Linked DNA regions of Mus musculus: region 1 is linked to region 2. A link is a loop called in an ENCODE intact Hi-C map of the cell type or tissue named here. Cell type or tissue: left cerebral cortex. All regions are shown on one strand. Each heading gives the region's core, and the rest is flanking DNA. Links, peaks and the distances in the headings are about the cores only.

What was found. A loop is a pair of places that touch in the nucleus more often than their neighbours do. Peaks named below come from ENCODE experiments on the same cell type or tissue, not always from the same donor. Only the 100,000 strongest peaks of a DNase experiment are listed, where the experiment ranks them.
Region 1: a loop joins it to region 2, with 2.0 times the contacts of the local background. A loop is called at or near these places in 7 of 42 quality-filtered maps.

The regions. Positions count from the first base shown.
Region 1 is chr11:50,084,309-50,086,808 of GRCm38, forward strand. It overlaps Rnf130 (ring finger protein 130), which reads left to right. Exons shown (of 9, transcript NM_021540.4): 4 at 1,433-1,504. Among named protein-coding and RNA genes, the nearest start is that of Mir340, 16 kb to the left of the region's middle. In left cerebral cortex, for the core only: no CTCF peak of the experiment used is centred there; DNase peaks (open chromatin) are centred at 1,178, 1,714 and 2,069; H3K27ac peaks cover 1,187 bases.
Region 2 is chr11:50,020,219-50,026,152 of GRCm38, forward strand. It overlaps Rnf130 (ring finger protein 130), which reads left to right and starts at 5,113. Exons shown (of 9, transcript NM_021540.4): 1 at 5,113-5,429. The coding sequence starts at 5,183. In left cerebral cortex, for the core only: a CTCF peak has its summit at 4,731; DNase peaks (open chromatin) are centred at 4,769 and 5,731; H3K4me3 peaks cover 1,578 bases; H3K27ac peaks cover 1,461 bases.

The DNA of each region.
Region 1 (2,500 bases), core at 1-2,500, 61 kb after region 2:
AAAATGGTTTGACAATTAAGAGTACTTGCTGCTCCTCACAACCTCCTGCAACTCTGTTGAACTTGGTTCTGGTCTCAGAAAGCATAGACACCCAGCATACATTCACACAGACACACAGACACATATATAAATAAAAAAATAAAGTAAATCTTAAAAGCATTTTAAAGAGAAGATATTCTGTAGACATTTGAAGCATATAGTTTCAGTAGGAGACAGTATTGATGAAGGGTTGTTAATTATAAAGTAGGACAGTACCATCAAACAAAAGCCCCTGTCAGAGATGCATAATGAAACCCAGATGATGAAATGACAAGTTGATATAAGACACTTTGAAATTCTTAAAATACAGGGGGATTGTTATATGAACTTACAAGTGAAATATTGATAGTTAAACCACTCTGATAGATATGAAAATGTTCATTAGATTATTTTATTTTGTATTTTACTCTCATGCTCTCCTGTTTTTGTTTTCTTTGTCAATCCTTACAAAACAGTGTGAGGTCTCCCTTGGTTTTCTTTCCCCTCCCCATTCCTTCAGGGGTTTTGGTTTTGTTTTTTTGTTTTTGTTTTTGTTTTTTTAATGTGCCTCTGCTCAGTTTAAAATACAGTTGTATTTAGAGTGGCTGTCTGAGACAGTTCCAGTTTGTATCTCATCCTGTGTGAACTCAGACTCCCAAAACATTCTGATTCTCCTGTCCCTTGGTCCTTACTAACTTCCCCTGTCCTCGTTTTCCAAGCCTTAGCTCTGGCATCCCTTCCTCAAAGCCTTCGGGGCATGCTTTCCTGTTCCTGACCCGTCTCCCACCACCACATGAGGCGTAGTCTTTGGTCATTTCCTAAGTTCGGGTGGCTTCTTAAGGCTGCAGATTGACTGTCATGTTGTCCTTGGGTTGTTGTTGCTCTTTGTGTCTGTCAATGTTGGATAAGTACAATTTTAGAAAGTATCTTGAGTTAAACCTAGCATTCACCCTTTGCTAAGATCACAGAGTATATTGTGAACTGAGCCAGAAGTAGACTTGATGCCGTGTCTGTCTCCAGTGCAGTAGTGATGACTTAGTGGGGATTTGGAGGTTTCTTTTGCTGTTCGAGTACTCTGGGAAAGCCTCAGGGCGAGAATGAGAGCCCTAAGGGACCCTAGTAACATGGCCTCACACAGTAGACAGACAGAAGGAGCTATGCTCAGATTCCTCTCACCAAATGCACTTTTTATTCAACTAGAATGCAAAATCGATGGTATAGCTGCCAGTTTTCTGAATTTTTACAGCTTTTTCAGAAGGCACTTACATAACATGGCAGAAGTGGTCTAGAATAATAGATGCCATACCTTTAATTATTTAAATTAAAGATCGTGTACTACTTCAGCATCACATACTAAAATGAGGGCTATTCAGAGATCTTCCATTTAATGTCTTTTTATTTTTCATTTTCTTAGCGTCGTCTTGGAGACGCAGCCAAGAAAGCCATCAGTAAATTGACAACTAGAACGGTGAAAAAGGGCGATAAGGTACAGTAATGAAATTACTTTCCTCTTGGAAGTCTCACTCCCGCTTTGCCCGTCTGGAAAGCCTTCGGGCAGTCTCTCGGCTGCCTGCGCTTGAGGAGGTCCTCTGATGTTTTCTGCTGGTAAAGCCTAGCGCACGTCTTCCAAGACTCCTAATGAGACAAATTGCACATAAGTAGCCAACAGAGGTACATTCTCTCCTGCTTCTTAAGACGGCCACATCTGATTTGGGGTTTGTTTCTTCCCAGCTAAATGAAGACTTTAAAACCTTCATTTCTAGGGTGTCTCAGTTAACAAGGATTAGAAAGAACATTTTGTCTGTGTTGAACCTAAAGCTTAAGGGGACCAAGTCAAAGAGATGATAACAAATAATCGCTGAAGCCTTTCATCAACATTTCTGTCAGAGCTCAAATCCCAAATCGCATCTTAGTGTTAGTTTCTACATTCAGTATATTCAAACTTGCCATGAATTAAAAAAAGAAAGAAAGAAAGCTCTAAAGGCAAAAACCCAGACTCTGCCATCCCACGCCCTGTGCTGATATTTTAGCAGAGAGCTCTGGTAGGAGGATTTTGTGTGATTCTCTATTTTCTTTGTTTTGACACATTCTCTTTTTTTACTATTTTTATTCCCATGCCTTTGAATACTGGAGCCTGTTGTCTTCAAACAGCTCCAGAGGCAGAAACATTCTCACTGGGTGTCATTGCACACTGGGAGGGAAAAGACACTTGCAGAAAATAGAGGCTGCATCAAGACAGCTGCATTTAACCTAGACCAGTCCCTGGTAAAAACGCTTTCATGGCTTGGCCAGCTGCTATTAATTCGATATTTCCTGGATTTGGTACAGCCTACTGTATCATTTTCTTCCTATCAAATAATCTTTCCTGTGATTATTAAAACTAATACATTTTTGTGCCCCTCCATTTGCCAATGGTTGACCATATGGCCATGGCTTAGGTTATTGGCATACTTTGTCTTAAGACAACTCTAGTGGAACTCTG
Region 2 (5,934 bases), core at 3,435-5,934:
TTGGCCTCATCTGGTGATCACAGCTGCTCTAATTAAGACGGTAATGGCTGTTATACTTGGAGGACAGCATTCCACAACAACGGATCACACAAATACATTGTGGGTTTTCTCTAACTGTCCCCTGGTTAACAGGGTGGCTCCTGGTACCCAAGTGCTCATGTACTCTACGTACTCAGGTTGGCTTGTTCTGGGACTTCAGACTCACCTGACCACGACCTAGATCTTTCTAGTCCTTGTCTTTCTAGCAGCAAGTCATGAGGAAACGTGCTGGCTAGTGGTTACCAGTTGCAGGTACTCATCATCAGATTAGAACCTGTTAAAACTAGAGGTGCCAGGAACCTTATTTCATAGAGGGATGCTGACTTTGAGGCAATGGGACAAGCAGATTCCATCCAGTTGACCTGCGGCCAAACACATATGTGAAACACTGGCTTTTATATAAATCACCCCCCAAAATAAGGAAGAAATAGAGGGAGAGGGGAAGAAGGAGCACACAGCATCCTGAGAACATCCTAGTTCCTAGGGACTGTCAGTTTCCGTGGTGAAAATGTTGCCCCGATATCATGGTTAATTTCAGGGAATCAACGATTTAACAACTGTCTCTCTAATTCCTGAACACTTAACAATGGCTCCAGTGCACCCCTGATGTGAGCCCAGGCCTGAGTGCTTCTCTCATATCCCCACTCTTTTCTATCAGTTGTTCTAGAGTTTGACTTTAAAAAAAAATCAATTTCAGAATTTTACTATGTTCAGGTCCTATTTAATTATTACTCAAATAATTTTCTTCAAGAATCCTCCCTCCCTTCTCTCTTCTTTTTACTACCCTCCCCCACATGCATTCTTTTCCTCTATGGTAGGGGATGGAATCTAGGGTCTCTTCAATGTTGGCCAAGTGGGTGATAGCTAAAGACAGGTGATAAGGCTGCCATTGAAAACCAAATCACTCACAGCAAAGGGGAAGATAACATTGAAGTGGGCACTTTAAAACCAGAAGTGGTGGCACACCTGCAATCCCAGCATTTGGGAAGTAGAAGCAAGAAGGTCAGAAGTTCAAGGTCCATCTTTAGCTACATAATGCTTGATCTTGGTGTTTTATCACAACAATAGAAAAGTAACTATGTGTTGGAACTGATGACTCTGGGACCCTAGAGCCTATCTCTGTGAAACCATTTTAGGAACAGGACACACCTGTTCACATCATTCCCAAGGAGGAGGGAGTGAATCTGGGGTGAATATGCTAGCATTAGAAGCAGTTCCTACATGGCTCTGTGTTAGGGGTATAGGCCACCTGTGGCACCCTGAGGATTGGAGGATCCACAGGACACAACTCCAGCAAGCCTGCATTATTGTATTGGACCACCTTCTGTAACAATTTATCCTTGGTCATAGTTTGGGGATGGAATGTGATCAATAACAACAGTGAAGGCCTCAAACACAGAGACCGAGAAGAGAGATTCGAGTTGGGGTAACGAGAGGATAGCTAAGAAAAGGTAGTGGTGCTTCTTCCAGAGCTAAGTATACGCCTGCCCTGCAACTCTAAAGCACACTCTCAGGGATGCAAGACAGCAACGCCCAACCCTGCTGACACAGTGCATTTTCTGTGGCTATAATATATTACCTGAAATTGGGTAACCAATAAAGGCTGGATATGTGTCTGGCTTATAGTTCTGAAGGCTTGGAGGTCTAAGATCATGGCACTATTTGTGGAGGGCTTTCTTGCTGTATCTTATCATGGTAGAAGGAAGATCAGAGCTAGGAGAATAACCAGAAAAGATCTTGCCTCCAACAACATAGAAGGCAAGGACAGACACTCACGGTTGTCCAGTGACCTCTACTTTGCTTTTATAACTAAGTCATTCCTCAGTAACTTACTGGTCCATTACTCCACAAATCCATCAACAGATCGATCTATTCAAAAGCCAGCACCCTCCTGACCCAGTGACCTCTAAATGCCATCAACATATGACATTAGAGATTAGGTCACTACACACAAATGCTTGGGAATAAATATTCAAGCCATAGCAAACAGGTTGTAGCATAAAGCTAGGTGGCAGAGCAATTGTCCTGCATGAGTAAGGCCGCAGGCTCAAAGGTCAACAGCCCGAGGAGAGGACAACAAGGAGGTGTGGCAGCATAGAAACAAAACAGATTTCCCAGCACCCCTGTTTTCCATAGTCCCTAGAGAAAAATCAATAACAGTGCTCATGAATAGGAAAATGGATAAATCAATCATGGAATACTACACAGGAAATAAAAAAGAACCATGACTAAATTAAAATGACAGAAAATTAATTTCAGACATACCATTAAGAAACCAGACACCAGTGAGTAGGTGCTGTGTGGTCCCATTTATGTAAATCAAACTAATCTATAGCCTCAGGAATAAGAATACCTGGGTGTTCGTCACAGGCGGCCAGGGAGACTTTCAGGGTTTTAGTGCTGCTTTTTGTTTTGTTCCAGTTGTTATAAAATGGCTTTCACCTTGGAAATATTTGCCCGGTGTACACACAAGATTTCTGCACTTTCCTACCGATGTTACATTCCTTAGGAAGTGTGTGTGTGTGTGTGTGTGTGTGTGTGTGTGTGTGCTTGTTCACTGTCTGTATGGATGTGTTCAAGCCATGGTACACGTGTGGAGGTCAGAAGACAACCATAAGTGGCTGTCCTTGCCTTCTATGTTGTTTGAGGCAAGGTCTTTCCTGGTTATTTTCCTAGCTCTACTTCGCATCTTTGCACAGAAACTCTGGGGTTACAAACGCGTGTTACCATATGTGGCTTTATGTGAGTTCTGGGGTTCAGAACTTAGGTTCTCATGTTTGCACAGTGATCACTTTACCCCAGAGTCACCTCCCAAGCCCCCAGATGTTACATTTCAACATCAACCTCAATAACTGTAACTCTAAAAATCCAGTGTACTAGTGAATGAAGAGAATGAAAGACAGAAGACATTCACAACCCAGTAAGACTTAATAATTGTTTTTTGGTTCTTCAAGACAGGGTTTCTCTGTGTAGCCCTGGCTGTCCTGGAACTCACTCTGTAGACCAGGCTGGCCTCGAACTCAGAAATCCGCCTGCCTCTGCCTCCATGATTTAATAATTAAAAAGTACAAAATACTAGACAATACAAACGTTGCAAGAACACAAAGAAAAGACACATTAAGTACATTAATGTGGGGGCAGAAAATCAGACTAGGAATTGTGGTAAAAGCAAACTGCTGCTTTTGATAAAATGAGAGCGGGGCTTTGTATGACCAGTTGGGGTCATTTAGAAAATTTAAGAACACAAACGAGGAAGCACAAGAGGAAGAAGAGAAGTTAAGAGGCTATGGAGGAAGAGAAAGAGGAGGAGGGAGAGTGGGAGGGGAGGAGAGGGGAGGAGGAGACAGACTTTGGAAAACTAGACAACTCTCTGAGAGTTTCAGCACTGCCCATGGGGCCATGCTTAGGCTTTGACCCCTGGAGTCCCCCAAGCACTGTTCCATGGGCCTTACACACTTGTCCTTATACACCTAGAGGTAGCAAGCAGATCAAATCCTGACAGACAAAAGCTCTTAATAGAATCTGGGACCTGCAAAGGTGGTAGCTGAGATCTTAGTGGAGCTTGGCAAGAAGGGAATTTGACATGGGACAAACAGGTGATCTAGGCATTCTTATGAACTGAGAAATGGGAAGAGAGACAGGCAAAGAGGTTTAAGAGACAAAGAAAGTGGTAGAGATAGAGAAATGGCCCTGTCAAGGTGGGCATGAGGGTAGCTCACTGACAGGCATCTGAGGGCTCTATTCAGACTTCAGCCCACATCCTCCAGGAAGCCCCCCACACCCAAGTACCCTAAACACTACATTCTCATTTCCCATATACTGTTACACCAGTAGTTCTCAACCTTCCTAATGCTGTGACCCTTTAATACAGTTCTTTATGTTGTAGTGACCCCAACCATAAAATTATTTTCGTTGTTTACTCCTTCCTCTACCCTGGTTTTGTATCAGGTGTGTGTGGACTTCTATCACTTCTCGTCAGGGGCATCAGCACCCCACACACTAAAAACCCTTGCTAATACCATACACATTTTTAGCAAAGGGAAGATTAGACCAACAAATGGGAGGGGAAAGGAGATTCATATTAGAGATAGTCTGATGCAGGCTCCAAACATAGCCTGTGACTCTTTGGCAGGCACCTCCGGGGTCTCATCCTGAGAATAGGTACTGGGGTCCATTTCACCCAGTGAGGAGAGGCCCAATTACTGAAGAAACAGAGCAGAGTCCTTGTTAAATGCCGTGGTACTATGCCATTTTACAAAAAGGAAGTGAAGGCCTGTGGCTCTGGGTATTCTGGGGGCGGGGAGGGGGGAGTGGGGGAAGAGGACCATACCAACCTGATGAAGTTAACATCCGTCTCTAACAGACCTTGCTAACCACTCAGATGCCTTATTGGGTCCAAGTCTACTGGGCCCCAAACGCAAAGGCACTCTCCCGACTGATGTCAATTATTGTACAGCATGCAACCAACCCAGTGGAAATGTTAGCTCTCACAGACATTTAATTTAAAACCTTAACGATTAGCTTAGTTTCTTTTAGTGGTATCTCCAACATCTCTATAGGTTCTTGGAAAGCTTCACAGATCCAGGTCATAGCGGGGTATGAAGCCCGGGGCAGTTCACTGAACCCAGTGCCAGCAAGCAGGTGACTGGACCGCCCCTGGCCCTCGTGCGGGAGGGCGGGAGCAGGCAGCGCCTATTGCGCACGCGCAGCGGACGGGTTTGCGCATCGGGCTTGCGCGTTGCCGCTCTGCTGGAGGGAATGGGGCGGCGGCGGGCACGCGCCTGAGGCGGCGTTGCTGACCCTCCCCGAGCAGTGGGGACCACTCCTTCCCACCACTCCGAGTCCTCTCAGGGGCCCTGTCCGCAGGCCTAGTCCCTGGGCATTCCAGGTGCCCTGACAGCACACGGCCTGACGCGCCGTCCTTCCCCTGAGAGATCCACGGGCGCGCACTCGCGCGCGGGCCGCGGACGTGAGGGCGGCGAACGGCGGAGCCGCGGCGCCGAGGAGGGCCGTGCTCGTGCCCGGCTCGTTTCGAGGCGCGCGCGCGCTCCCGCCGCAGCCCGGGCCGCGCCCGCCCCGCCTCTCAGCACCGGCCCCGGAGCCCGGTCCGCGAGCGGCGGCGGCGGCGGCGGCCGGAGGGACCATGAGCGGCGCGGCGCGAGCGGGCCCGGCCCGGCTCGCGGCGCTGGCCCTGCTGACTTGCAGCCTGTGGCCGACGCGAGCGGACAACGCGAGCCAGGAGTACTACACGGCGCTCATCAACGTGACGGTGCAGGAGCCCGGCCGCGGCACCCCGCTCACGTTCCGCATCGACCGCGGGCGCTACGGGCTCGACTCACCCAAGGCCGAGGTCCGCGGCCAGGTGCTGGCACCGCTGCCCATCCACGGAGGTGAGGCCGGAGCCGAAGCCCGAAGCCGGGCGGGGGTCGCGGGGGCGGCGTGGCCGGGGGTCTGCGCGCCGTTCGGCCGCCGGCCCAGGGGGCTCGAGGTCCTCGCGCTGTGGAGCCTGGCCTGCTCCCCGCTGAGGAAAGAGGCTCCAGAAACCCTGCTGCATTTCACCCTAAAACTAAAAGAGAGCGAGACTTAGAACGTCCTCCTCTTTTTCATTTAGTTAGCTTGTTTACTGGAGGGCACTGGAATGCGAGTTTTCAGGGACAGTTGAGACAAAGGAGGTGGTGCAGGGGCGCAGAACTAGTTCATGGTGGACGAGATGCTTAACCTGTTTTTTGGAATCGGTAGGTTTGTTCCTGAAATCCCACGGATTTAACACTGCAGTGAATCTCTAGGGATCAGAGCCCCCCCCCCCATCTACTCCCCCTCCCCCTCCCTCTCCCCCCAGTAGTGGCTAAGGGGAGAGGGTCCCTGTTGCTTTTGGTTTTCTCTGGCCCCGATAGT